Regions from separate parts of the Mus musculus genome. Here all the other regions are linked to region 1. The links are chromatin loops, found by intact Hi-C in ENCODE. Cell type or tissue: left cerebral cortex. All regions are shown on one strand. Region 1 holds the start of Gm30874 (a long non-coding RNA gene). Region 2 has its middle 41 kb from the start of Glrx3. Region 3 overlaps Gm30874 (a long non-coding RNA gene). Region 4 has its middle 50 kb from the start of Gm51411. Region 5 has its middle 35 kb from the start of Tcerg1l. Region 6 holds the start of Tcerg1l (transcription elongation regulator 1-like). Region 7 overlaps Gm30751 (a long non-coding RNA gene).

Evidence for each region. Peaks named below come from ENCODE experiments on the same cell type or tissue, not always from the same donor. Only the 100,000 strongest peaks of a DNase experiment are listed, where the experiment ranks them.
Region 2: it touches region 1 in a loop (8-fold over the local background); 26 of 42 quality-filtered maps call a loop at or near these places.
Region 3: it touches region 1 in a loop (8-fold over the local background); 22 of 42 quality-filtered maps call a loop at or near these places.
Region 4: a loop joins it to region 1, with 6 times the contacts of the local background. A loop is called at or near these places in 12 of 42 quality-filtered maps.
Region 5: it touches region 1 in a loop (6-fold over the local background); 5 of 42 quality-filtered maps call a loop at or near these places.
Region 6: it touches region 1 in a loop (4-fold over the local background); 4 of 42 quality-filtered maps call a loop at or near these places.
Region 7: a loop joins it to region 1, with 3 times the contacts of the local background. A loop is called at or near these places in 2 of 42 quality-filtered maps.

What each region holds. Positions count from the first base shown.
Region 1 is chr7:138,825,961-138,829,960 of GRCm38, reverse strand. It overlaps Gm30874 (a long non-coding RNA gene), which reads left to right and starts at 1,064. Exons shown (of 4, transcript XR_870037.2): 1 at 1,064-2,205. In left cerebral cortex, a CTCF peak has its summit at 1,921 (motif pointing right); DNase peaks (open chromatin) are centred at 1,651 and 1,947.
Region 2 is chr7:137,476,247-137,480,246 of GRCm38, reverse strand. No RefSeq gene overlaps it. Among named protein-coding and RNA genes, the nearest start is that of Glrx3, 41 kb to the right of the region's middle. In left cerebral cortex, a CTCF peak has its summit at 1,810 (motif pointing left); DNase peaks (open chromatin) are centred at 1,778 and 2,107; H3K4me3 peaks cover 229 bases.
Region 3 is chr7:138,732,543-138,736,542 of GRCm38, reverse strand. It overlaps Gm30874 (a long non-coding RNA gene), which reads left to right. Exons shown (of 4, transcript XR_870037.2): 4 at 2,412-3,165. Among named protein-coding and RNA genes, the nearest start is that of Gm30808, 34 kb to the right of the region's middle. In left cerebral cortex, a CTCF peak has its summit at 2,095 (motif pointing left); a DNase peak (open chromatin) is centred at 2,088.
Region 4 is chr7:137,601,747-137,605,746 of GRCm38, reverse strand. No RefSeq gene overlaps it. Among named protein-coding and RNA genes, the nearest start is that of Gm51411, 50 kb to the left of the region's middle. In left cerebral cortex, a CTCF peak has its summit at 2,497 (motif pointing left); a DNase peak (open chromatin) is centred at 2,495.
Region 5 is chr7:138,430,936-138,434,935 of GRCm38, reverse strand. No RefSeq gene overlaps it. Among named protein-coding and RNA genes, the nearest start is that of Tcerg1l, 35 kb to the right of the region's middle. In left cerebral cortex, a CTCF peak has its summit at 2,196 (motif pointing left); a DNase peak (open chromatin) is centred at 2,160.
Region 6 is chr7:138,396,196-138,400,195 of GRCm38, reverse strand. It overlaps Tcerg1l (transcription elongation regulator 1-like), which reads left to right and starts at 2,466. Exons shown (of 12, transcript NM_183289.3): 1 at 2,466-2,875. The coding sequence starts at 2,543. In left cerebral cortex, CTCF peaks have their summits at 1,577 and 3,897; DNase peaks (open chromatin) are centred at 2,952, 3,196, 3,660, 3,791 and 5 more places; H3K4me3 peaks cover 1,982 bases; H3K27ac peaks cover 401 bases.
Region 7 is chr7:138,524,281-138,528,280 of GRCm38, reverse strand. All of the region lies in intron 2 of Gm30751 (a long non-coding RNA gene), which reads left to right. Among named protein-coding and RNA genes, the nearest start is that of 4930543N07Rik, 28 kb to the left of the region's middle. In left cerebral cortex, a CTCF peak has its summit at 1,947; a DNase peak (open chromatin) is centred at 1,957.

The sequences.
Region 1 (4,000 bases):
GCACGGCGCCACACGGCTTAGCCAAGCCAGAGCTGCACGGCGCCACACGGCTTAGCCACGCCAGAGCTGCACGGCGCCACACGGCTTAGCCACGCAAACGCCTGCCAGGGGCTTTTGTTTAGTATCATTGTTATTGTGTGTAGCTGTGGTATATGTATGCGTGGTGCATATGCACAAGCATGTGTGCAGAGGCCAGAGAAGGATGTCAGGTATCCTGCTTTATCATTCTCTGCCTCGTTCTTTTGAATCCCAAGCTGGCTGTCAGTAAGCTACTGTCTCTGGCTCCACTCCTACCCCAAGTGCTGGGGTTACAGGCTGCACACCTGGGCATGCTCAGTCTCTCGCATGGTCACTGGGACCCAAACTCATGTCTTCATGTTTGTCTAGCAAGCTTTCTCACTGCTGAGCTATCTCACCAGTCCTTGTCAGGGGCTTTAAAAATACTGCTTCTTAGGTTAGATGTCTCATTCCAGAACTCTGGAAGCAGGCACAGGAGGGACAGAAATTCAAGGTATTCCTTAGCTATAGAGCAAATTCAAGACTAGCCTGGGTTGCATGAGGTACCCTCTTCCCACCACACACACACACACACACACACACACACACACACACACACACACACACACGCATGCGCACGTGCACACGCACGCACACATGGTTTCTCATCTGAAGTTGTGAGCATAAATAGCCATGGACACCACGGACCAGGGAACCAGGAAGCTCCCAGAAAGCCTCCTGCCAAATGCATTCTGCCTTCTTGCACTCCTTCCTCCCAGGGTTCTGCAGGGAACGGCCTCCTGTTTGTCACCATAAATTGAGCATGCTAATTTTGGGCAGCATTAACATGTTCATCAGCTCTGACTTTTAAAATATTTAAGTTCACAGCAGTTCAATTTCCCCCCTCAAATGGACGAAGAACCGGTGTTGATTTATTCAGCCTATTCAACATAATTGTAAGGTAAGGTTTTAAATGCAGCTTATTAACACTTTTAATAGGGTGAAAAAAAGAAACTTTCAACTGAGATGAAATTCAGGCATAATAATAAAAGCAATTATGAAGGCTTTAAGAGGCGAAAGGTCAATGCTAGGCCTTATGTGGATGCGAGTGGAGGTTTAAACAGTAAACGTGGATTTATGTCACTTGAGATTGCTCACCAGGGGAACAGCAATGCCATGCTCTCTAGCTAGCCTGATGAGTTTGCTTTCCACCTTTTCTGGGGCTCCAGAATGGTGGAGCCCCAATTTGCTGTTTAGTGGGTACATCCCAAGCACCTGCCCCTGAGCAGAAGGGTAACCTCCTGTGTTGCTCCTCACTTCCTGCCTTTGGGATTCCTCAGTGCCCAAGAGCTGCCGAGGAGACTCGAATCTACACGTTCTCCAGATGACCTTGGACCACAGGCTGGAGGGTCCCATGAAGGAACGGCATTCTGGAAAGTTCTGTGTGTAGCCCAGTGTGTGCTGCTAGCTACACACAGCTGTTGAGGACTTGAAATGTGACTCCCGAGACCAAGTTAAACACTGCATTTTATTTAGCTGTAATTAATTTGAATCTAAACGTGGTGGCCATATGTAGTTAGGGGTTAGTACTGGAATATGCAGTTTTAGTAGGAGGCTTGAAGTGGACCTCTCTTTATAGAACTGTAAGGAGCCTCCAGAGCATCTGGTCTGGTTTCTCCTTTTAATGAAGACCCAGGCTACCATCACTTTGCATGCTCAGAAAATCGACTGCCCTGAAGGGCCATGGAAATGCTACCTTTGAGTGGCGAACAGGCCATCTCTGTAGTGGCAAGTCCACCCTTGACCACCACGCTCTTTGATTCTTATAATGAACCAGCTTTCTGTTATCTCCACTGATGTACATTTAATTATGAACAAATGTTACAGGACGAAGGTACGACGTTCCCAACAAGTGCTTGTACTGAGGCTTGCCGACCAGCAGGTGGCGCTGTTGAGAGGCGATTGCCTCAGGAGGATGTTGATTTCATCAGAGCTGGATGTATTCGCTCCTAGTAATAATTAGGAGGTGGGACCTGCCTGGAGGAAGAAGTTTGCTGGGTGGTGTCTTTGAAGGGTGTACCTTGTCCTTGGTACCTTTTGTGCTATCTTTCTCTTTATTGGCCACGATGAGTTGAGCCGGCTCTGCTTCACCCCACGTGGCCCACCATGAGGCTCTGATTGACCATAGTCCAGGAACGATGGAGACAGGTGAGCACAGATTGAACCATCTGAAACTGCGAGTCCAAAAAACCTTTTCTTCCTTTGTTTATTGAAGGTATTTTGTCACAGTGACAAAAGCCCAACTAATAAACCAGTCTCTGGCGACTTATAACCCCATTTGTTCTTAGCGTCTTTAGAAGTCTGGAGCCTGACTCTTCCCAGGCTCTTGTAGGAACATGGCACATGTTGGTGAGTGTAGTGAGCGGGGGAGGGTGGGGTGGGGTGGTGGTGGTGGTGGTGGTGGGGTGGTGGTGTGGGAGGGTGGTAGTGGTGGTGGTGGTGTGTGTCTCTGCAGGTGTCAGACAGGGAGGTGAATCCTGGGAAGAAATAAAACTGAAAACCCATTGCAGATTGACTTCATCAACCTGGATCAGACTTCGGGGTGTTAAATACCAGGCGGTTTATTCCCCATGTATTTAATTTCCTGGTGTAATACAGTCCCTGGTGCATAAGGAGGTGTAATTACACTAAAAATCAACTCAGGTATGGTATTCATGACATTTCTTCCAAGAAGATGGGTTCTAGAGATGGCTGTCTATACTAGCAAGGGCCTAAAGGTCTAGCCTGGTCTTAGTCATACAGATAGCATAGAGGTCATTTTGGTTATTAGCCACCCCTGGTCCACCCCTTGTGGGAGCTTGGAGGAGCTTCTGTCTATACAAGAAACACAAGGGTCATTGAGATTGCTAGCCACCCCTGGTCCTCGGTCGTGGAAACTTGATATGGCCTGTCCCAACAGACAGCGCCGGGCGCCAGGCTGTTAGTTACTTCCAGTTCTCAGCTTTCTGGACAGAAGAACAGGTTTCACATCTTTCCCACTGCCTACTTAGCATTCCTGGTTTCTCTGGAGATCTGTGTGTGCAAGGATCTTTGTTCTATGATCTTCATTCTGTGCTCTCAACGAGGCAGGGCTTGGACTCCAAGGCCTTAAGAGGCATCGGGCAGTTTTTATAAAAAAGGTCATAGTTGAGGACTCCATAGTTTTCCTGTGGGAACAGAACCCCTTTCTCTGGTACATGCCACTCAACATTCTATCTTCCAGGTTCACTCACACAGCAGAATTTCATTCCTTTTTAAGGGTGCGTAGTGTCAAATTGCATGGATAGGGCAGGCTCCGCACAGTTATATACAGCTCTGAGTGTTTGTGTCACACTGACACACGACCCCCAGCACATTAGTATTGAGAGATTGGGTCTTGAGGAGGCATCGAGGTCACAAGGACCAGGGCCTCATGGGCGTGGTTTGTGCCCTTGCGGAAAGAGCTCTTATCTGTCCTTTGAAAGTCACGTGTGTCTTCTACCATGTGAGGTCAAGAGTGGAGCAGACAGCAGGCCTACTAGGTGCTGAATGTGTTGGTGACATGAACTGTTGCTGCAGGCCTACTAGGTGCTGAATGTGTTGGTGACATGAACTGTTGTTTATAAATGACTGAATTTATGGCATTTTTGTTATAGCAACCTGAACAGATCAAAGCAGCATATTCCCCATCTATTCACCTGTCACTCACCTACTGATGGGTACTTGGGCTCTGCATGATGGTGTGGTGAACAAGGTTTACAAATATGTGATTCAGTCTCTGCTTTCAATCCTTTTTTTTCCCCTTCTTCTTTAGAATCGGGAATTTGAAACAAGGGTCACGTTCAAGCTAAGCAAGTGCTCTAACCACTGAGCAACACCTTGGCCCTGCTACTTTCAATTTAACCAGAAATGGAATTTCCACATCATACAGTAATTGGGCTTTCAGTGTGTGTGTGTGTGTGTGTGTGTGTGTGTGTGTGTGTGT
Region 2 (4,000 bases), 1.3 Mb after region 1:
TCGGTTCTCTTGGGGGCCAGTGATAGGCATTAAGGAAGCACCCAGTGGAGACATCACTTAAGAAGGCAAAGCTCTAGCCCAACGGTGGTGGCACACGCCTTTAATGCCAGCACTCGGGAGGCAGAGGCAGGTGGATTTCTGAGTTTGAGGCCAGCCTGGTCTACAGAGTGAGTTCCAGGACAGCCAAGGCTACACAGAGAAACCCTGTCTTGAAAAACTAAAAAAAAAAAAAAACAGAAGGCAAAGCTCTGGCCCCCAGCTTGAGTCCGCTGAGCAAGGGCACTGGCTGAGGCTGATAGGGGATGCCAACAGGAACTACATCTGTGTCCCGAGAACTCTTGACATGACCATAGCCATTAGAACATAGAACAGGGCCAGGACCAAGGATAGATAAACCCAGAGCAACCATGCCACCCAGACCCAGCCTTTCTTACCACAGTGACCAGGCTACGGTGAATGGCTATCCTCAGTATGTTTTGGCAACAGGGTTTATCCTAAACCTGTCTTGTTTTGTTTTGTTTTGTTTTGTTTCTCCTTTGAAATATTCCGTTTCAGAAAGACTAGAATTGGGACACACACACACACACACACACACACACAGAGGCCCCTGTGTATACCACCAGCCCTGCCTCCCATCCTTCTGTGGCCACGCCTCCCACCATTCCATGACCACTCCCTCCCTCACTCCCTTGGCTATTGTAGCTAAACTTTGCATGGAGAGAGATAAATGGATATCTCCCTCCAGACAGGGTGCCAGCAACAGACCAAAGAGCCAACACCCCCAACGTCTACCTTAACTAATCATTACATTTAACTGGAGTTACTTATAGGAACATGAACAGTTTATGGGCAGCCACACCTCCAAAGAAGAGTGCCCCTAACTGTTCATCAATTATATCCTTCTCTCGAGTACACCCTCCTGAGCCGTACCCTATCAGGCCCACCAGCCTTGAGGGAATGTTAGTGGCCAAGGATCTTATGCAGATAGTTGGAACTGCTGATGATTTTGAGACGGCCATGGTCGTATCGTGCCCAGAGAGCAGAACTCCGCAGCAGATATAAAATACCGGTAAGCACCCCCTGACATGAACGAATGGCTAGACAAAAGAATAAGCAGGGTAAAGGGATGAATATCCAAAATTTTCCCAACAGAACCTCAGTTTTGCACCTCCCCCTAAAGATGCCTGCCCTTCAGGTGTGAACTGTCTCCAAGCAACACAGCATGGAAAGGGGAAGAGAGTTGCGTCACCGTGAAGACATCCACAAACTTCTTCAGGCCGTGACAGATCATAGGGACAGTACCATCTCATGATGCAATGAGACTGTGGCACCTTATTCTATGGCGTGTCCTCTGTGAAGTGGAGCTGGGAATAGGGGTGAGGTGTTCCACATATACACCTGAAAGCCTAGGTTAGGCTGATGGCTATCCACCAGGTAAGCTTCACTCCAGAGGGTGGATGCTGGCTCCCGCAGGGTGCAAATCAGCAGTGCCATCTAGGTGGCTTCCAAGGACCAGGAGATTGGGGGCAGGGTGAGTGGGGGTGAGGATTAGCTCTGGTATTCGAATAGGAGGCAGCCACACAGGTCTGTGAACGCTGCTCCCCAGCTAGTCAACCTAGATTTTCCACACGCTTTCTCTGTAAAGGAAAAAGGGAGGTAGAATTTCAAAACAAGCGGTTCCAAGACTCGCGCGGAGGCGAGGCGGGAGGGACACACCACCACCGCACTCCTGTCCATGCTGTGCTAACCTTGGTCCTCGCGCGCCCCCTGGTGCCCAAAGTTCGCTCTTGCAGACTGCGCGGTTGATCGGCCCGCGGTGCGCAGCGACCTCGCGTGGACACACACGGTCACCACCTGCCGCTGCCTCCTACAGCCAGGAGCTGATTGTGACATTCATAGACCAGTGGTGACCAGCTACAGAGGATACCAGGCTAGTTCCTGCAAAGTTACAAGTAGACATCGGGGACAGAGAAGCTGAGTTAGCACAGGAAAGCCCGCATTGCCTACCATTACCCGCCTTGGGGTTGAGGAGTGACCGCTCCCCCAAGCCGTGTCTGGACACCAAGGGCCTTCAACAGTCAAGGACAGGGACTCCAGTCAGTCAGGCCGGGATCCAACCTTGTCCTGACACTAACATCTCAGAACTAGGCTAGAACTGGGCCAGCTAGGCAGCCACACAGGGAGCAATTGGACATCCCTGGACCATCGGGGATCCAACAGTGTGGGGATGAGCCCTCCAGAGTGGCCCATTTCCCAACTTACTGCTCCAGGAGCAGGCTGTGTTAATGGGGCATGCACTCATCTCTGCAGACCTTCAAACCACAGGCAATGCTGGTTTCTTGCAGCTGTGCATCCTCCCTTGTGCATACCAAGGCCTTGAGGAGAAAGAATGTAGATCAAAACTCAAAGGAGGTGCCAATCAGCGCTGGGGGAAACTAGCACCCAGAGGGTTACTTTCTAATTCATGTAGTAGCTATCTGTCGAGGTGCCTGGTCAGGGATCATCTGTTTGGTCCTGTGTTTGGGAACTCAAGCCTATGCTCCCGGCTGCTGGAAGTGCACACCCCACCTTCTGTAGAGTTATCCTCAGCTTTGGCTTCTCTTATGCCAATGAAGAAGATCCAGCCCCTCTCATCCTCTACCTACCATTGACCTGGACCCTTGAGAACTACAACTGTCCTCCCCCTCAAGCTACATAATTGGACTATAACTCCACATCCTGTCGGGGATACGAGGTCAATTGGAAGCATGGCTGGAGATCTAGGGTCAAATCCCAGCTACACCAAGTACTGTGACCTTGTGCAGTTTGTTTAACCTATTCCCCCCTCTACCGTAGTGTTGAGACAGCAGTGACTCCCGATGAATTGAGTGCTTGGGTCACTGCCTGACAATACCATGTGTGTTGGCTGTTTTAAACCAGCTATAGGTATAAAGTGTGCTCTGTCAGGAAGGATCCCTGAACAAGGCTTCCCCCATGACAAGTGGCACTGACAGTCAAATGCAGAGTCCATGAACTCCTTGGTCAGGTGTAGGGAGAGAGCCACAGAAGATCCCAGCAGGCTAGCCCATTCTCCACCATGACACATGATGGGAAGAATCTTTGCCTGTGGCCTGAGCATCCCCAGGCTGTGCACGCAGAGGACTCTGATGCTGTCGCCCCCAACCTCCTGTCTCACTTCTAGATTCACCATAGGTGCAGCAGCTTGGTAGCAGAGCTTTCTTGATGGCAGTAGGACCATATCCCAGTATAGAATCCTAGTGCACCATGATGCATGGAAGCTCAGGTCCAGAGCAAGACCCAACAAGGTCACAGGGTAAGTGGTATAGCTGGGATTTGGCCCTGGGTCTCCTGGCTCCTAAGGCCCCTCCTCACCCTACCCCCAGGATGTGAGGAGTCAACAGCTCACTTGTGTATCTTGAGAGACACGACAGTTACAGTACTCCAGGATCAAGGCCGACGGTGGTCAAAGGGTGTGAAGAAACCACAGGCTACACCCGGCAGAGGTGTCAGCTCAACAACCACATCTCCCTATCAAGTGGCAGTGATGTTGCAGAGAGCAAGAACATCCTGAGCACGGCAGCCCCAGAGCTTGCGACTTTGGTGAGATGCGTGTCTTGTTTATACTAACCCTCCCCTTTCACCAAGATACCGGAAGCAACCCACCCACTCACAGTCCGTGTCCTGCTCATCCCACACCAAAGGAAGAGTGTGAAGGGGGCACGCAGACCAAGCTAGACCCACTCAGTGCAGTATTCCCACCGTTCATTCCCACAGAGGCTATGCTAGACAAGTGTGCCTTATACAAGTTAAGCATTCTTGTGCTGTGTTTAAGAATCACTGTGCAGGTCGAATCCACTGTCTCCTGCGTGAGATACGTTTCGACCCGGAGCGTGATTCTTGGGTGCACGCCAAATCGGGAATTGAGTGGGGGTTTCCCCACTGGGTTCTTTCATTTGGAGGTCCCACCGAGATCTGTGTGACACCCAGGAACCCCGAAAGA
Region 3 (4,000 bases), 93 kb after region 1:
CTTATGATAATCTATTCCTGTATGCACTGTTGGAACAGCTCGTCTTCCCAACTGGAAGTACTCTGAAACTTGTGTTAAAATTGTGTTCCTCTCAAAGGGCCCCCAATGGAGAAGCTAGAGAAAACACCCAAGGAGCTGAAGGGGTATGCAACCCTATAGGTGGAACAATATGAACTAACCAGTACCCCCAGAGCTTGTGTCTCTAGCTGTATATGTAGCAGAAGATGGCCTAGTCAGCCACCACTGGGAAGAGAGACCCTTTGGTATTGCAAACTCTATATGCCCCAGTACAGGGAAATGCCAGGGCCAAGAAGCAGGAGTGGGTGGGTAGGGGAGCAGGGCAGAGGGAGGGCATAGGGAACTTTCGGAATAGCATTTGAAATGTATATAAAGAAAATATCTAATAAAAATTGTGTTCCTCCAGAGAGAATTAAAAAAATAATTTCACATTTATTTGTATGTGTATCTCTGTGTTTCTGTGTGTATGTCTGTGTTTGTGTGTCTGTCTCAGTCTCTCTCTTTCTGTCTCTCTGTCTCTCTCTCTGTCTCTCTGTCTCTCTCTCTCTCTCTCTGTGTGTGTGTGTGTGTGCCTGTGTGTGTCCATGTGTCTTTGTGTCTGTGTCTCTGTGTGCATGAAACATAGGGCACATATGGAGGTCAGAAGGCAATCTGTAGGGATTAGTTCTTATCTTTCACCACATAGATTTGCTGAATTAAACTCTGTTGTCAGGCTTGGTACAAATGCTTTTACCTATTGATCTATCTTGTGGCCTTTTAGAAAGAATCCCTCATCCCCTTCTTCTCCTGGTTTGGCCCACAACCTTGGGGACAGAGCCAGTGGCCCTGGATTCTTTTCATTTTCTGATTCTGTATTTCCATGGGTATTCTGGCCATGCTGTTAGAATCAGATTCAAATACCATGCTTGCTCTTCACGTTCGGTCAGGAATGTGGTGGTGGTGGTGTGTCACTGAAGCAGAAATCTGTGCCCTCCTCCTCAATACCACACCAACAGTTTTTTCTTTCTACTTTTGCTTTTGGGGGCTCATTTCTAGTGTGAGGGACTCTGTTTCTGTTGGTCTTTGTTGTTTTGTGTCCTCTCTTACCCTGCCTCTTACTCCTTTACCACTTTGTAGTGGCTTAGTTCTGGCCTTCTGCGTGGAGCCAGCTCGTCTTGGGACGGTAGCACCGTGGCCTGAACATCTATCCCAATGTCGACAATAGTGCTTTGCTCACTTTTGACATTTCCATGTGTCACAGCTCCTTGTCCCAACCCAGAGTGGTGAATGCTGAAGCCTAAGTGGACATCAGCAGCTGAAAAGCTTGGGGGAGCCTGTGATGGAAGCTCGGCCATCGCCTCCCATCCTGGGTGATTCGGTACATTTACTGGTCGCATCAGACCACAGAGTTTTAGTCCCATGGTTCTGCAGGCTTGTGGCTTCTCAGCTCTGACCAGCAAAATTTTCCTTTCTGCCCCTTATCTTTGGAAAGCAGGCTATACATCATTACATCTTTTGTGGTTTTATTTGCACCTGCAGCAGAGGAGGTACTGGGAGTGGAGACCAGAGCATCACTCTGACTACAGGTTCAAAATAAGGTCTGAAAACTACCTTGGTAGCTGTTGCCTTGAGGGCAGAACCATCCCCATATGGGTTCATTCCTCCCGGAAGAGACCTTCATGTCACTGGTGAGAAGAGGGGCCTGCAATTCCTGTGCAAATCCTGGTTCTCTTGCTTGATAACTGTAATCACCAGCAAATTGCCTACTTGGGACAAATTCCTGTCAAATTCTGAAAAATCAGTCAGCAAATATCTCCTGAGAAGCAGATGTGTAGGGGGCGTGGGATGGCGTGAAGAAGCCTTACCTGAGCCGTGTGCACATTAGGCAGCTTGAAGAAGGGGCACAGGGATTATTGATCAGTTGACCTTGACTTGGGGATATTTTCCTGGATTGCCCAGGTGACCTACAGAATTACATGGGTCCCTACAGATGGACAGTGGAGCTGGAGAGCCAGTCATTGCCAGAGCAAGGTAGGATTTGCTGTGTTGCTGCCTCTGAAAACAAAGTAACTGTGAACCAAGAGGCGCAGTGACCCCTGCAGGCTGGAGAAGGCACATGCTGGGTCATGCCGTCTCAGGCGAGCTCCAGAAGGAAACCTAGATTTCAAGTGTCTGCCAATACTTGATTTCAGCCAGCGAGGCCTGTAACAGACATTGGGTCTCTAGCACTGGGAGAAAGTAGTCTGTGCAGAGTTGGTTATATCATCTATAGATATCAGGTACTACCTTCAATGGCAAATCACGGAGCCAATCGAGCCATGTGATTTGACTTTGGGTGCAGAAGGGACAGCAGGATCTGCTTTCCTCTTGTCCATCTTGGCAGTATGGCCATGGAAGCACCTTTCTTTCTACAGATATTTGCTTTCAGAACAGACGTTCCCCACGGACTCTCTGAAGAACCAGTGCGCAAATGCTGTCAACAGAAATCCAGCTCTGGTAACTGCTCTTGGGCTATGTGGTTCCTGGCCCAGACAGAGGACTAGAGGACTAGCCCACATCTGACAGTGTGGCTGTGGGGCCTGAAGCTCTGGCGAGGACACTCAGACAGAAGAAATCAGAGAGCTACCTCCCGCAGGAAGCACAGCAGAGTTGAAGGCCAGCCCAGGGGACGTCTTGGTTCAGACTGTGTATGTGGTCTGTGCATGTGCATGTATGCATGCATTTTCTGTATGTGTGTGTTGTTTGTGTTATTGACATGTTGTGTATATACACACACACATGGTGTGCTTGTGCTATGTGGTACATATATGCATGTTTGGTATATATGAGTATTATATTATGTACAGGTACAGTGTGATGGGATGTATATTATGTGGGTATATGTTTTATGTTTATTGTACATGTGAAGACACGTGTGATTCATGTAGTGTTCCTGTGCATGCATGATATAACATATATGTATATATGTGTTACATGTGATATGCTTTAAGTATGTGTATCTGTCTGTTATATATTTTTGGTTTTTTGTTTCTTTTTGGTTTTTGTGTTTGGTATTTTGAGACTGGGTTTCTCTGTGTAGCCATGTCTGTAGTCCAGGCTGACCTTGAACTCAGAGATCCACCTGACTCTGCCCCCCAAGTGTTGGAATTAAAGGCATACATACACCACTACCATCTAGCTGTTATGTATTTATTAATATGTGTATATTATGTGTATATGTTACACACACACACACATATAAAAGTGTATGTATATATGTGTGTATGTATACACATACCTGTGTGGTATATTGTTTGTGTGTTTGGTGTATGCATGCCTGTTGTGTAGGAGTATGTGTGTGTTGTATATAGGTGTATGTTTTTTTAGCTACTTATATCTGGAAGGTGCCATTTGAACATGGAGTCCTCTGAAAGAGGAACTTGTCTTTATATCTGCAGGGTCATAGGGTAAGGTCAGTCCTGTGTCTTTCCTACCAAGGCTGTGCTCACCTCTGCCCTCTGCTCAGTTCCACTCATCTCAGGGCTACACACAAGCATACACCAAACACACCGACTCCTAAAAAATCTACTCAAGCATTTATTCATCCATGTGATCAGTACTTGTTAAGTGCCAACTATTTGTATAGCAAGCACTCTGCGGGAGCTGGGGTACAACAGTGGGCCAGCCAGTTGCCTCTCTGCCTTTTCATTAGCCTGTAGTGGGAGGCAGTCAGATGGGGCCTGTGTAGTCCCTTGTCCAGGAGCTGCAGGCCCAGGAGGAAGCAGTCTCTTCTTGGGTTTGGCTGGAGGATAATAGCAGGTATTAGTGTCTAGAGACCTGAATTCCAGGGGAAAAAATGTTTTGGAAGAGATGGAGCCTGCAGCAGGCAAATATGTCCGTATGAGTTCCTGATATGCTGATAAGCAGAACGTCAGCCACCTCTCGTGAAGTTCCTGTCCTACCTGCACCGACAGCTTTGCTCAGGAAGGCACTGTGCACTGTCAGAGAGCTTGCTTGACTCCTC
Region 4 (4,000 bases), 1.2 Mb after region 1:
CACAGGGCTACCAAGCAGACCCAAGGCTGGTGGAGATCGTCGGACAACCTTGTCGAAGTCTTTTGCAGGATAACTTTGTCCCTGAAGCTGAGCCTAACAATGGGCTCATGTCACAGTCTATCTTGTCTGACCAATTCGTCCTCTCCTATCAGGTTGCTGGCTGGCGAGTGTTCTCTGTGAGGACAGGGCACTCCCCTCAGGTGGAGCACCGCACCGCCATTTCTGAGGACAGGTTCTACTCTCCAGCTGCAGACCTGGCTAAGCTCTCTCTGTCTGTGATGATCTATTGCTTTAAATGTCCATTAACTGTATAGTTCTTAACATGATTGGGCCAGCCCCCCAGTAATCGGGACTGAGGCCCACTAGATTTATTTATTCAGCTTTAGCACAATTACTGGCTGAATTACCCCTCATCTATTTTTCCAACAATAGATTGACTCCATCTCCAGCTACATTCCCTGAGTACTTACTGTGTGAGTCTCACCTGGGTTATTTCTGCTCCATCAGTCTATCCTCAGGGGGCATTTCACTAAGGCACGTGTTCCTGATCTAATGGAGACCTCCTGCCCCGTAACAGAAGCCCTACCTACTTCTATTCTCTCTAATAATTTGCTATAGCCACTTTTATTTAACTGATCACTTTAAATTAGGGAGCAAGGTTTACACAACGAATGTCAGTGTATGTGAGAATTCACTCATCTGAGGACAACCAGATCTTGGGGCTCAGAACTTAGCATTTGTATACACAGCACTGGACCAAACCCCAACACTGATCTGCACACAGGAGCTACAGGCAAGGCCAAACTGTAGCAGATAAATGAGATTTAAAGATGAGCTGTGCAGTCAGTAACCTGCTCCCATGCACACAAAGCCCTACTCCTCCAGGGTGGTTAGCATGGCTGGACCAGAGGGTCTCGGGGATATACACAGGATGGCACTAGGACTCAGAAAACCCTAAACAAATCATGCATACTGGACCTATATATGGCACCTACGTTCTGCCCCTTGGCCAGTACCTTTCTCCTCTCAACCTCAGGATCACCTCCAAACCAGAGATTACCTCCGTACCAGCCCATCAGTGCAAGCTCTTCCTTATAGCCTTCAGCCAACAGACTGTGTGGAGCTTTGCCTACTCTCTGCATTCCCTTCCAGGATGTCCTTGTTCCTCTGTGTGCTCCCAGCCCCAGCCCAAATGCACACACAGTCTGAACACTCAAGGACTATTAACTTAAACTGAATCTAGGATCTGTAGCCATTAAACCTAAAAGCCAGAGTGCTGTATTCCAGGGGTCCCCAAAGCCAGGCCCTGGGCTGCGTGGATCCTCTTCAGCATCTGTGTGCAGGCTCCTAACAGGAGCGGATGGCTACAGCTTGGCTGGTATCATTCAGTTACCCTCATCAGCCAAAGTGCTAAGTGTCATTTCCTAGTTCCACAAATGTGCTCAAAGTCTTCATTTGGAAAATTGAATTACGTTAAGAGATTCTGCTTCCACACAGCCAGAGATAGGAGTGGTACATATATATGTCAGCAACAAAATCAAATCGCATTCCCAAACGCCGGCTTGGGGAGTTTTAATGCTTTCTCCATAGTCTGCTTTCCTTCCAAAAAAATATTTCTCACACATTGGCTAAATATCATCTTAACTTCGAAGGTTTGGATTAAATGTATTGATTTTTGCAGAAATATATTCCAGGCATCATATTCCAAGACCCTCTTGTCATCATAGAAAAGAACGGAAATTTTAAAATACATTCTTTTATAAAAGAAAAATTATGTTTAGGCTAGATAAATCTTTTAACTGCAAAATATGCTCACAATGATATACCAGTCCATTGCAAAGTGCTGTAAAGTTTTTTTACTTTATTCCAAAGTTCTTGCTTTTATACAGTAAGTCAGTCCCATGACTGAGTTTCTGCCGGTACTTTGTACACTTCCAGGCGAGACTCTCGGGAGGCACATTCTGCTGTCTCTGTAACAGTCCAGACGTTCTTCTTTCTCACTGAAGCTTAAGCACCGGGGCTTTGGGCTGATCTTCCCAGGGTGTTGTCTTTATTGAGAGGCTATGTAAAGAACATGTGCTCTAATGGTTAATCTTGCTTGTCAGTTTGATAGGGTTTGGTCATTAACCTCTGAACATGTCTGCAAGAGATCTTCCAGATTGAGTTCATGTAAATAGGAAGAGCTACCCTAAATCTGAGTGACACCATTCTGAGCGCTGGGGTCTCTGGCTGAATAAAACAGAGTATTGCGACGGGCTGGAGAAATGGCTCAGTTGATAAGGGCACTTGCTGTTCCTCCAGAGGACCCGAGATAGGCGACAGTTTTAGGGAAAATAAGCCACACCTGTTCTCACACGGAGCCCTGCTTTGTGCCTGGTTGATGAGGATAAACTGGGGGCTAGGTGGATGCTTCAGCCTCCTGCTTTCCTGTGTGTCCAGCATCAAGCAGAGGTGGCAGGTCCCTGGAGGTGGTGTGTGCTGAAACTGTGTCTAGAGCGCCTCCTAGTGGGAACATGCAGCGTGATCGCTGACACACTGAGGATCTGGAGCCCGGCTTCCCTGAGCTCCAGAGCTGGATCAGCGCACCACTCCTAACCTAACCCTGAAGACTCAGAAGGGAAGGTGCCTGCTCTCCTCATAACTCAGGCTTTCTCGAAATTTGCATACTGTTTCTGAGGTCACATTTGTGAATTTAAAGAAAGGAAGAAAGGAAGAAGAGAAAGGAGGAGAGGAGAGGAGAGGAGAGGAGAGGAGAGGAGAGGAGAGGAGAGGAGAGGAGAGGAGAGGAGAGGAGAGGAGAGGAGAGGAGAGGAGAGGAGAGGAGAGGAGAGGAGTAAAGTTCTCCATAGCTTTTTAGTGTTTGTTCCGTTTCTGGTTTAGAAAAAACATATATATCGCTGAGGGTAAAACTCAGAGAGAGACGCAGCAAACAGCTCGCCACAGCCCAGTCCGCAAGGCGCTGTAGGAAAGTGCCAGAAGAATAAAGAGCCACAAGGCCAGGGCGTCCTCCTCCTGAAACCAGATCCAGTCCGATCCCAAGTTTGGCAGGAGCCAGTGGGGTGATTAGAAGGGAGAACGAACTGGGGACCTGTAACAGTTATTGATGTTGGAGAAAAAGGGCTACCCAGACCCAGCCGTGAGTATTGGAGGTAAAGAAGGATAATGCCAGCCCCTGAGACACCCTCCCAACAGTCACCATGCTGCGCACTTTCCCATCAAGGAACCATCCAACCTCTCTGTGACAGCAACGGCTCAAGGCGAGATGTGGAAATAAACAGCTCTCCATTGATAGTGGCCGCAAAGGAGATGCCCTGGGTCTAGCTCCTAGATGTATGAATGTGGGTGTGCTTAGAAAGAAGGGCCTTGCTCATCTAGCCACATTACAAAAGAACAGCCAGCCGGGCAGTAGTGGCACACGCCTTTAATCCCAGCGCTTGTGAGGTAGAAGCAGGCGGATTTCTGAGCTCGAGACCAGCCTGGTCTACAAAGTGACAGCCAGGGCTATACAGAGAAACCCTGGGCTGCAGAGAAACCTTGTCTTGAAAAAAACCAAAACAAACAAACAAACAAACAAAAGAACAGCCTGATTTAAGGTAGATGCTCTGCCCAGTGAATGGTGCCTTTATAAGACAAAGAATGCTAGGGCTGGCAAGATGCCTCAGTGGGTAAAAGCACTTGCCACAGACATCAGACCTGGAACTAGATCCCTAAAACCCATTTAAAAAAGCCAAATGTTGTGGTACACATCTATGACCTCAGTACTCCTAAGGCAATAAATGAGACAGAGGCAGGAGTACCATCCACAAGCTACAAACCAAGCTACCCTGGAGTATGCAATATGGCAGAAATTCCAACAAAGATGGACAGCCAAAGGTTGTTCTCTGACCTCTACATACTCCCACAATGCACATACATAGACACACACCGACTCACATACATACATACACACATGCATACATACACACATGTGCATACACACAAAAACAAATTTATAAACAAG
Region 5 (4,000 bases), 400 kb after region 1:
AAGAGAAGACTCAGAAACATGGATTCCAAGGTAGAAGAAGAAGGTTGGCTGAGGCAGATGTGGAAGTAGAAACAAACAGGGAGAGATCTGGCTGTTGTCACTCATCGTGCTGGGATAAAGCTCACCCTATTCCTGCTCCTGGCTGTGAACAGTGACCACCAAGGTCTGGATCATTCCACTATCCCTGTCTGTGTGTGCTTATGTTCGAATCGAGCATTCAAAATGAATCGGTCTTCAAAATCACTCCCCTTCCCTGAATGATCGAGGAGCACGTCCTACAAAATTCTTAACACATGCCCAGTACAAATCCATAACTCGCAATCCTCAGTCCTCATTAGATTCTAGTGGCTCAGTCCTAAGGGATTAACTGAGAGTGAACACTGCATTGAGCCTCTAGTTCCACTGACCAGGGTTCAAGCAACGCAGAGAGAGACAAGGCTGAGGATGTTCTAATGAGGATACCCAGCCTGCCACCCTCAGCTCCCAGCTATTCTCCTGCCCACATCCTTGAGGTGCCATTACTGCCCTCTACACCAGAGCTCATGGGTAGTGTTTGAGTCTCAATGTGAAGTACCCATCATTGCCCTTTAAAAGAGCTATATCCTCCTATCTGAAGAAACAGGATCTGAAGAAACAGGTTTAACCATAGCCAGTTCTTTGATCTAAAGGCGCTGCTACCACACCTCCAAGACTGTGGATATTTGAGTCTTGGCTGAGCCAATTACACATGAGGTTTAAAGGCCCATCTTGAAATACTGGTGATCTTTGGGATCTTTTCCCTTAAATTAAACTTGCCACTTGGTGACAGGCCTTCCTTTAACCAACTCTGCTCATCTGCAAGGATGCTGAAGTCCAACCAAGTCTCTCAGAACCATATCTTGCGTGAGCATTACTGAACAGACAAGACAGAGCTTAAAGAGTCGGACTGTTTCTGCTTTTCCTATATATGATGAGTGTGATTTCACCCAGTGCAAGATGGACGGACTCCTCTGCCCCCAGGAACCCAAGCGTATTTCCACAGCTACTCAGTCACCGTGGGTTAAGGTGGTGTGGAGAAGAACTTCCCTCTTGGGATTAAGCTTTGGGGACCTCTAGCTACAGTGGGATAACCACAGCCATGGAGACAGATATATCTGCTGTAAATAGTTTCTCTTCTTCTCATTCCTTCATGCTGAGCTTCTGCCTGGTCTTGCTGCTCAACCCAGTTGGAATCTTCTCTCATTGATATGTTATAAACTGAAGGGGTATGCTGTACTGAACTAGATACCCTGCAACAACCTCCACTGGAACATGCCACACATACAGGCTTGTGCATGGATATACACACACAGCACAAAACTATATACACAGAGCCACACGTACACAAACATATGTACAACACAACAGGCATACATGCATATGCACATACTTGTGTGAACCCACAAATAAATATACACAAGCATGCCAATGTATACACATAGATGTACACACCCATCTACAGATACATGCATACATGAGAAAAAGTATGTGCACATACATGAACACAGAGTATACTATATTGCTGCATGCTCCCACATGCGCACATGCATACACCATCAGCTTCAGCTAGGTCAGAGAGTCTCCTTGGTGTGATAACCAGAAAATCCATTGGTGCAAGCTCAGTCTGACACATTTTCTGTGATTACACTGGAGAAGCCACTGTGGCCATGGGCATTTTTGTCATCTGATGTGTTGACAAGATTGCTGTGCACCGTTATATGATCACTACTTAACAAAGAGAACTTTATGTGCTTTGGGGGATTTCTCTAAGTGTTTTTCCATCTCAATTTCAAAAGAAAATCTACTCTGTGTGCAAACCTTGTGAAGAGGCAATCACATACCCTGGGACATAAAAGTGCTGAGGCAGGAGAATGTGCTGGAAGCCTCAGAGGGGAAGGCTGTGCATCTGGCCAAGCCACAAACACCAGTGTGTCCAGCCTGACTGCTAGAGGTTTTTGTGCTGTGGGGGACACTCAGATCACAGGTAGCTGTGAAGCCTGGGCGGGTGCCTATCCACACAGTGCAGAAAAGTTCCTTTGAAGTGAAGGAAGCTGTTCCTTGATTCATTTGTTTGGAAATTTCCAGTGTGTACTACCTGAAGCAATTCTGTCATGAGACATTGAAATCATCACGTGACAGAGAACACAAAAGAAAAGAACCCTCAAAATTTGGGGCCCCCTTGTGGTACAAGGTATGTTTACTAAATGTTTCTATCATATCTTGGGGCATCAGTTCTGCCTTGCACAGCCATCCTCTGGGGCCGAGTGAGTCATGTGGCCCCTCCATGCTTGCTCGGGTCCAAGAGCTACAGGCAAGCTCCAGGGGAAGGTCAAAACCCCTCTTTCTCCATGTGCCACAGATAAATGATGATGGTGGCGCATGCCTTTAATCCCAGCACTTGGGAGGCAGGCGGATTTCTGAGTTTGAGGCCAGCCTGGTCTACAGAGTGAGTTCCAGAACAGCCGGGGCTTTACAGAGAAACCCTGTCTCAAAATAACCAAAAAAAAAGAAAAAAAGAAAAAGAGAGAGAGAGAGAGAGAGAGAGAGAGAGAGAGAGAGAGAGAGAGAGAGAGAGAGAAAGAAAAAAGAAAGAAAGAAAGAAAGAAAGAAAGAAAGAAAGAAAGAAAGAAAGAAAGAAAGAGAGAAAGACTCACAAAGACATCGGCAGCATCTGCCTAGTCCTGTCTTTCGGTCACATCATCAGGAGTGGAGCATTTTACCTTGTAGAAACAAGGCGGCAGACAAACTAAATTAGACAGCAGTAGACAGTCACCAACATTGAATTCAAACACCAGTGGGGAAAGCCCACCACCACCTTCTTCCTTTTGTGGGGAAAACAAACTGTCCTCAGAGCTGGGCATGTTTGGCTGAGAGCTGGATGGTCAGAAAATGGGGAAAAATCTTTCTTAGTGTGGAAGAGGAAAGTGGTTGTGCTGACTGCGCGCATATCTGACAGAGGTAGAGTTTCACTGATGCTAGAAGAAATACCATTCCCACTCACCCTTCTGTTGTTAAAGTAGCTTTGTGAGAGTGTGTTCCAATAACTATCGCCCCCCCCATTTTTATTCAATAACTAACAGTTGTATCAAGTCCTTTTGCCAGGGTGGGCATTCAAATTCCTTCTTCCTTGTCATTTGAAAGCAGCCTAGGCCACCTGCAGAGCTGGAAGGAAGAAGCCAGAAGCTGTTCTCTCAAAATGACAGAGAAGCAAGCCTTGTGAATGGTTGACTGGTTTTAAATGACTGACACATAATTAATAAGGGGGATGGCTTCTGTTTGCTCAGTGTCTTTACAAAGCACAAGAGGTCAGATCACACAACAGCCACTTGGCAGCTTGAACTCATAAAGGTCTGGTTAGTCCCAAGAGGTGTCAGGATTCCACATTAACTCCTTGTGGTTTTAATGAGCTATATGTGTGACAGGGTGATTCTGTGGTTTTCTGTTATCAAGGCAAGGGCAGCCATGATTTCTCTAAATGCAAGGGTTCAGCAGCAGTGGCAGCACTGTCTGTCACTTGTGATAATCATGATGAGTTCTGGGTCTAGCATCAGGCTATCACCCAGCACATGGAAGCCCACACAGTGTCTGCTGTGTGTTTGTGTCACTCATGAGAAGCATCACACTGGGTCAATGTCAATCAAAGTGAGGCTGCAGACTGTAGAAATGAAAACCAAATGGATGTACCTTCATCCATGATGGAGCTTTGCTAGCTGTCATGTAGAAGCCATCTCCACAGAGGTAGCATGGCCCCACAGTGGTCTTGAACCCTCTCTGGTTGACTCTTGTCATGGTGCCAGCAGCATTAACATGGATAAAATTCTGGGCCAGTTACAGACTTCAGGCTCTGGTTGACGAGTTGTCCCTGAGCTCTGTGGTCCTTTCTCCTCGCTCTTGACTTCTATCAACTTCTGGATAGTTAGAATCTTAGTGTTAAAAGCAAGCAGAAATGGCAGGTCAGGGAGAGGAGAGGCTCTGTGGTACT
Region 6 (4,000 bases), 430 kb after region 1:
TCTCCTAAGTGGGTAGCTTAAGATCAAAGAGGGCTGGTCTGCTGGCTTCTGACCTTCAGCTAATGCTGCCTGACTTGATGGTAGTATCCGCCTGTACCACCCTTATAGTTCTTATCTCTTTGACCCTTAAGCCATCCTCATGACACACAAGTAATCTTCACAGGAGTGATCATGGAGAATCCTCTTAAATAACCAGGAAGCCCAGGTGCCCAAGAGGAGAACTCACATCCTCCAGGGTATAAAGTTGTTCCTGGATTATATGGGGGCTGAGGCAAAGGCTGGGGAGTCGATGAAATGAGAACCTGAAGGAGGATTTAAACTCCCTTGAGCCTCCTCATAGCAATTAACTAGTGGGAGCTGTTTTTTTTTTTTTTCCTTTTTTCTGTTACTCAGACTCCAGCACAGAGCATGATGTAGAAAAGTGACTCCAATATTGAGATCCTTGGATAGTGTTGAGCCTCTGACAGTTGACAGAAAAAGAGGAGTGTGACCATTGGAGGCTCTTTGAGCCTGCTCTCTCTTTTGAGTCAGGAAGTGCCCAAGGTGTCAAGGCCTTTGAACACCAGCCCAGACAGGAACTTAACCTTTAGCCAAGTTGCCTAGCAGAGGCCTTGAGTGAGAACCGGTGTAGAAGCCCCCCAGGATGGTAAGTACCCACAGATTTGGGGTGACTCCCTTCCTTCACTCCAGGAGCTAGAGGTGCTGCAGGCCTAAAACTTTGCTTTGCTGAGAGTACACACAACCCAGACAAGGCCACTGGGAATCTTCTATGCCCCCAGGTCACACCATGAAGGAATGAATGGACCCTGTTCTACTTCTCTAAGAATACAGCTTTGCACGCGCAAGCTCTCGAGGGGGGATGGGGGGAATTAGTCTACCTAGCAACTGGCACAACATCCCAGTTTGAGTGGGAGCCTAGAGAGCAAGATGGCCACATAACATCACCTGTGTACATACAGAAGTGCAGCCTCCAGTGGATGATACCACTGCTCCAATCTGCGAAGCTTTGGGGCTTTACATGGGAAATAATCTTGTCAGTACTTTGGCATCCAAGAAAGGGAAAACCTCACAAATTGTAAGTGGTTTGGGTGGAGAGAAGTAGCGATGTGCCAGCTATGTAAATCAGCATATGTTGAGACAAAAAGAAATTGTGACAGGTCAGGAGGAAGTTAGAAAGGTAGGCAAACCAGGAAAACGAGGAAGCAACCCTACCTAGAAACTGATTGGAGCCAAGTGGGTGCTTCTATTTCTACCAGGAGGGGCTGCGAACGGGGTGAAGGGTGGTGAGTATGTGCCTGACCTAGGTGTGTCTTTGGATGTAGCTGTGCGGACTGCACTTTCCCGCCGTCAGGCAGGCTTCATTGGCAAGCTCCTGCTTGGTACCAGAAGTTGGATGCCTAGGGTTTCAGGTTCTTTAGCACGTGACAGTCTGTGCCCTGCCGCCGGCACAAACTGTCTAGGACTGGACTGGGGCTGGAAGCCGTTACCAGTTGATGTCAGAGGATCTGATGGAGAAGACCTGGCATTGGACCAGTCTACCCAGTGTTCTGCGCAAGCTAGGTCAGCACAGGGGCTGGGACCAGCGCCGCCTGGCGGAAACTGCTTGTGATCAGAGCGAAGCCTGGCTCCGCCGGCTTAGAGAAAGGAAGCTCCGCGTGGAACGAGTGGAGCAAGAGATTCTTTGACCCAGACACTTCTTGCGGCACAGCAGCTTATGGCGAGGCATGAAGGAACTCAGTCCTGTGCCCGGAGGGATTAAAAACAAGTTCACCGAGGCCAAGCCCTCTAGAAGAAGTCACTTGTGTTGTGCCTTGCATCAGAGAGAGGGTAGAGGTTGGGAGTCTGTGGGTTAAAGCAGAGGCAAAGGAGGGCGCTGAAGCCAGCAGATAGCCAGAAAGGACTTTAGACCCAGTACTAAAAATTCGGGTTTCCTGGCACAGTGAACCTCTAGAGACTTGGGAAAATATTTTGCATATTTATCCAAGAGAGAAATCGACCCATGCCTAGAAGGGTCCGGGACTCAGCTGGCGTCAACGTCTGCAGTCTAGTATTCCCTCTGGGCCCTGGGCCCTAGACTCACTTTAAATCAGGTAGATCACGCCGGGGCCGCCAGCTCCGCGAGTGGCGGGACCTGCCCGGTTCCAGCGCAGCCACCTCGGCTTCAGCTTGCCATTAGGATCGCAAGCGGGGTCTGGAGCCCCTGGACCCTCCGTGCGCACCGTCAGCTAGAGCAATTGGCCACCAGTAGCGACAACGGAGTGGGCTAGGGATCACAGTAGAAAAAAAATCAGCCGGCTGGGTTGGGAGCACCCCATCGTGCCGCGCTGTGTCCCCGCCTCGGGGGTCCGGATCTGTGGGCGGGGACTGGGGCCCCGCCAGGCCCGGGGCTGGCGCGGGCAGGAGGAGGGGCTCCAGAGCGGGCCAGGGGCGGAGCGAGCGGCCGCGTCGCGCAACCAAGTGAGTTCGCTCCGAAGCCCGCGCCGCCGCCGGCCCGCACCTCGGGCGCCCGCCGCCCCCGCCGCCGCCCGCGCGGGGGTGTAGGATGCTGGCGGGCGCCAGGCTCCAGCGGCGGCGGCGGCAGCTACAGCAGCCCCAGCAGCCCCGGTGGCGGCAGCCTCTCCCGTGGCCGATGAATGCAGACCCACCGCCACCGCCCTGGGTTTGGATGGTCCCCGGCACCGCCGGGCTGCTCCGGCTTGGCGCCGGGGTCGCGCCCCCGCCGGTGCTGTTGGCCTCGGCGCAGCCTGCCTCCGCCCCGTTGCTCCCGCGGCTGCCGGGCTGGCCAGCCCCGGGAGAGCCCCTGCTGCCCCTGCTGCCGCTGTCCTCTGCGCCAGACCACGCCGCCGTGCACCATTATCCCCTGCTCCACGGACAGGTAACGGCTCCAGCCCTGATCCCACCCAGGCTCGGTATTGCGGGTCCCTTCCTATCCTGGGGCTGCCCTGACCCTCGGGTTGGCTCTTCTCCGTTCCTGGGTTGTCCTGGGTTCTCCATACCATCAGGACGCAGCCGCGCATTCATACATTGGCAAGAAAGTTCATGCTTCGACGTCCGGTTTTGCTTTGGCAGTCTTTTTTTTTTTCCCCAATATTTTCCCCTGGCTCTCATTAGACCGCCCTAGATCCCGCATCCCTGGCTGAAGCCAAACAGCCTGGACCCAACTTTCCCCGGCGCCGGGCGCTGTCCAGAACGCGGTCCTGAAGTCGCTGCCTCCAAGCAGAGCGCTGCAGCCAACAACCGTGGCTGCCATCGCCTCGAAGTTAATACTTTTACAGTCTCCACCAGACTTGAAAGCAAGCTGCAGATCAATAGCTATTTCTGATTCTGATCTGGTCCCCCTACTCCTTCACATAGATTCAGGGCAGTGCTTAAGAGAATTCCAGCCACGGAAGGCAGCCTGGAAATCCTGCCATGAAAGCGTCTTGTGTGGGGAATTCCTCTCCTGCCCTCTGAATTCCCTCAAGCCAGATCCTACTTTAGAAGAGTTTGGCATGCAGAGACTGGAACAGCAAAGAAAAGTGACTGCACCTTTGATTGATGGTGTCGTGGTGCAACCTTTCTCCTGGCTTCGGCCAAATTCCTCGTTCACTATCTGTGCGAGTGAGTTTGAATGCAGGAATAGCTTGCATTTCACGCCGAAACGGATACCATTAGCACATTCAAATGAGCATTTTGTCACAATATACCTTTTCATTATTTTAGCCCGGTACCACCTTGTGACTTTTTTTTACAAGACGTCATGAAACTCCCCGTAAGCTATTCCTTAGACTTAACGATGCAGATACATGCTGTACTGGGCATCCTATCTTGATGTGTGATACACATAGTAGTCAGCTTTATTGGATAAGCTCTGCTAGCTTTTGCCATGTTTAGGAGGGTTGCCATTTCAGAGTGTTACCACTAGAGGTACATAATGTCAAGAAATCCCCCAAAAACACCCTGTATAAATAATTTTTTTAAAAAAAATTTCAGAAAAAAAATCTTAGCATTAGTCTTTTGA
Region 7 (4,000 bases), 300 kb after region 1:
TGGGAGGATAGTAAACAAGTAAGCTGTGGTTAAGCCAGATGACAGACTGAAAATCCTAATCAAAATAACAGGGGGCATTGTGCATCACACGGATGCAGGAACACAGTGCAGAGCCACAAAAATGGGTTAGCTTCATGGTAACAAAGAATGCAGACTTCATTCCATCCCATAGCCACTGGGACACTACTGCATCCTAATGACAAATTAGAAGTGGGGAGACAGGATCAGCAATGCTGTTTTGATCTACAGAGAAGGTACAAGGCAGACCACAATCCAAGAATAAAGAAGGGCAGGTAGGTGGCTGCAGCATGTCACCATGTCCCAGAGTGGAGACTACTAGTGGGACAAGTTCTGGGTCAGAAATCCTGGCCTCTGATAGGAATTTCTGGGGCTAAATGTGGGTATCTTAGAAGGAAGGCTGGGATGGTGGGCCTTTAATATGAGGAGAGGCTATCCTCCCTAAACTGGGACCAACATACCTGCTGAAACATAGGTGTACAAATAAGGGGTAGATCCGGATCAACCATTGGGGATCAGATTGGGATTTCCCATGAGGGACTGGAAAGAGTTGGAGGGGAATTGAGGTCCAGTGGCTAAAGAGAGCTTAGTAGGAACTATGAATGAAGGGGAGGATCCCAGCTCTGAGAGGAGTAGTACATTTTTGATCTGGCTTATCATTTAAGTGTGAAATCACCATATTGAGTATTGAGTATTGAGGTCCATACAGAGGAAGGTACGCAGGGTTTGGGAACTAGAGACATCAACACACCGTGTAGAGTTGAATTGACAGGATCTCTGGCTTCAGTGAGGAGGGTAAGGCAGAGGCTCAGAAACCCCCAAGAATGACCAGTGTATTGCTGAAAAAGGTAGGGGCCAGGTTCCTCGCAACTACCTGCTGCAAAGTCCTCCTCTTGGTTTTCTTCCTTTGCAAAGGGATCTAAGGAAAGAGTGTGGGGAGGAGGAGCAGCAGACAGGGATGGTAAATGGCGCTTTGACAGGAATACAGTCACTTTTAGCAATGGTGTTGACTTGGGGTGTGTGTGCTGATGACTGTTAGAAGATCATCACTTGAAACCTAAGTAAGACTATTTGTAGAGTTTATCTCAGAAGCCACATGTCACAAAGCCTTCTCCAGGGAGGACCACGTCTCTCAGAGTCAACTTCTGAGTGATCTATCAGAAAAAGAAAGGTAAAATTCCTTGGTCACCAAACTGAAGAGAAAAAGATGAAGAGGAAACAGAAGTCTATGCACACTGCTGCTGGGACAAAGACTGGCATAGTCGCTTTAAAGAGTGGTTAGCACCTTCAGAGAAAGTTAAACACATCCTTGTGACATAACCCAGTGATTCTACTCCAAGGACTCCATCGTGAAAAATGAACATGTGTCTACACAGACAAACACGTATATTGGAATCTTTGTAGCAGCATGATTACTAAATACCCTACAGAACAGACCATCCGAACGCCTATCAACTGAAATGAATACAATTTGGGGAGCTATACAACAGAGCACGGTTTAGCAATAGAGAAGATCGGTTCACCCAACTCCCAGCTTCTCAATTGCTGTTGGGCATGGTGAAGAGAGGGAGAGATCGGTTCACCCAACTCCCAGCTTCTCAATTGCTGTTGGGCATGGTGAAGAGAGGGAGAAAGACAGCGGAGACTGCCTTGAGGGATTCCCTTCCACAGTACACCTAGAAAGAGCCCATTTATCAAGAGAGAAATGCCTGGTGGTTTCCTGGGGCTAAGGGTGGTCACTGAGATTGACTGTGGCTTAGTGGGAGCCATTTTGGGGGTGACAGGATGGCTTTGAACATGGTTTGTGGCAATGGTGGTCTAAAGCTATGTGTTCACTAAAGGAAGCTGCACTGAATCCATACAGTAGAGAATTCCGATGTCCAGATGGTGTTCCAGGAAAGCTGTTTAGGCAGCACAGTGGCTCCTCCATGCGGCAGATTAAGGAGTGCTTTGGCTTCAAGCCTTTTGCTATGACTGTCCATCTGGACAGCATTCTACCACTGAAGCAGTGTTAGGTGCTCCTAGGAGTTCTGGAGCCCCTGTCTGCAAGAGTACCTACTCTTAGTCCTAACAGCAACCACACTTGTCTCACAACCACTTGTCTCCAGGGAGGCCCTTTGACAACCACCAGCCTCCGGAATCTCTGCCCAGTAAGGCTGGAGTCACCACCCCCTCCTAGCGTGACCTAGGGACAGTCCAGCTTTGCTAATGGCTCACTCATCTGCTTATCTTCATTTTTCTCTTTTGTCTTGATTGTTGCTCAAGGAGGTGCCTCCCACGTATCAAGTGGTGATGTATGTGGTAGCATTCAACAATAATGGCTGGACCAGTATGGCTCCCTGTGACTCTAGGTCAGGGGCAGAGACTCTTTAAGCATTGTTCTGGTCTGCCCAAGCTGAGGTGCTCAGGACTACTTCTGGTTGGGACCCATCATCCCCTGTCCTTGGGTTCTTGGTAACTCTTCCTGAGACGATGGCTCCTTAGCAGTTGTATGCTCCACAGCGTCATAGATGGAGGTTTGGGGTGGAGTCGGCCCTGGCTAGAAGTCTTAAAGCTGCTCACACACAGGCAGTTGCACGGGAGACTGTGGAGGCTCACGTTTCCAGCCTCACCTGGGGAGGAGGAGTACCATAGAGTGTTCCCGCAATGCTCTGGAGCTGTGTCTTCTCTGAAGCAGACATCACATGACCCAGTGGGGCTGTCTCCATGGAACATGGAAGCTCACTGTGTGCCTTCATTCTGAGACATTGATTTTCTTTTGTTTTTAACCATTACAGACTCATTTAAAAATAAACTTCATAGGATCTGAGTTCACTGCTCCCTAGGGACTGTTTTGACCACTCGGCATATTTAATTCAAGTTTTCAAACCTTGCAATTATTGGTTTTCTCCTTTGACTGTAACATCTCCTATGGAAGCTGCATTTGTGGAATACAGATTCTGAGACAGGCTTTTGAAGCCAGAGACTCAGCTCTGTCTAGACTAGACGGTGGGGTTTTTTGACAGGAAAGCATTAATGTGAAGCGTACATGCTGAGAGTTCATTCAGTTTTCTTTCTTAAGCACATTTTAGAGAAAGTCATTTGACCAGGAGAACTTTGGATTCAGGCTTACCAAGAGCAATGCACATTAGTCAATGGGTGACTGACTGGCTATACACCTGGTTGGTTGGCTGAGCCTCCACTGGTCTCCCAACTGGATACATGTAAAAATAACTCTTATTGGCCCGATGTAATTGTCATGTCTGAGCCTTACTGCCTCCTTTTGCTAGCCTGGGCCTTGTACTGCAAGCTTCTAGCCTCCATACAATTTAATTTAGGCCTAGAATGTTTTCAGCCTCGGAGATTTGCTAAGTAAGTTTGCCCCTTTCTAGTTCCTTCTGATCTCTGGCTGCCTGGTTCAAGTCAGCAGTTCTGACTCAAAACTCCTCTCCAAGATGACTGAGATTCAATCTGGCTTTTCTGAGGGTCCTCTGAATTGCTATTCTTGGCTTCAAACTAACTCTAGCAATCTGTTCTAATCTTCTGATTCCTTCTCATTCTCTGGCTAGTTCTGTCTTCACCTGTGTCTAGCTGTGTCTCTCTTCGATCTGTCTCTGTAAAACTTGCCCAGTAAATAAATCAACCTCTCTCTCTCTCTCTCTCTCTCTCTCTCTCTCTCTCTCTCTCTCTCTCTCTTTCTCTCTCTCTTTGTGTGTGTGTGTGTGTGTGTGTGTGTGTGTGTGTGTGTGTGTATGCACTGCTCTCTTAAGTACCTTCCCTTCTCTCTTCTTCTCCTGAGAGTTGGGCAGATCCTATTATGTTGTCTTTCTCTGATTTGTCATTTTGTCTGCCACTTAATTAGACATCACTTTCAAACATCGGTGCTTCCTTCTACAAACTAACATTACCTTCATTGTTTGGGACTATATGTGTGTACTATGACCATGACTATAGTGTAGCCAGAGGGATTAAAGGTGTGTACTAAGGGCTGAGCCATGCTACA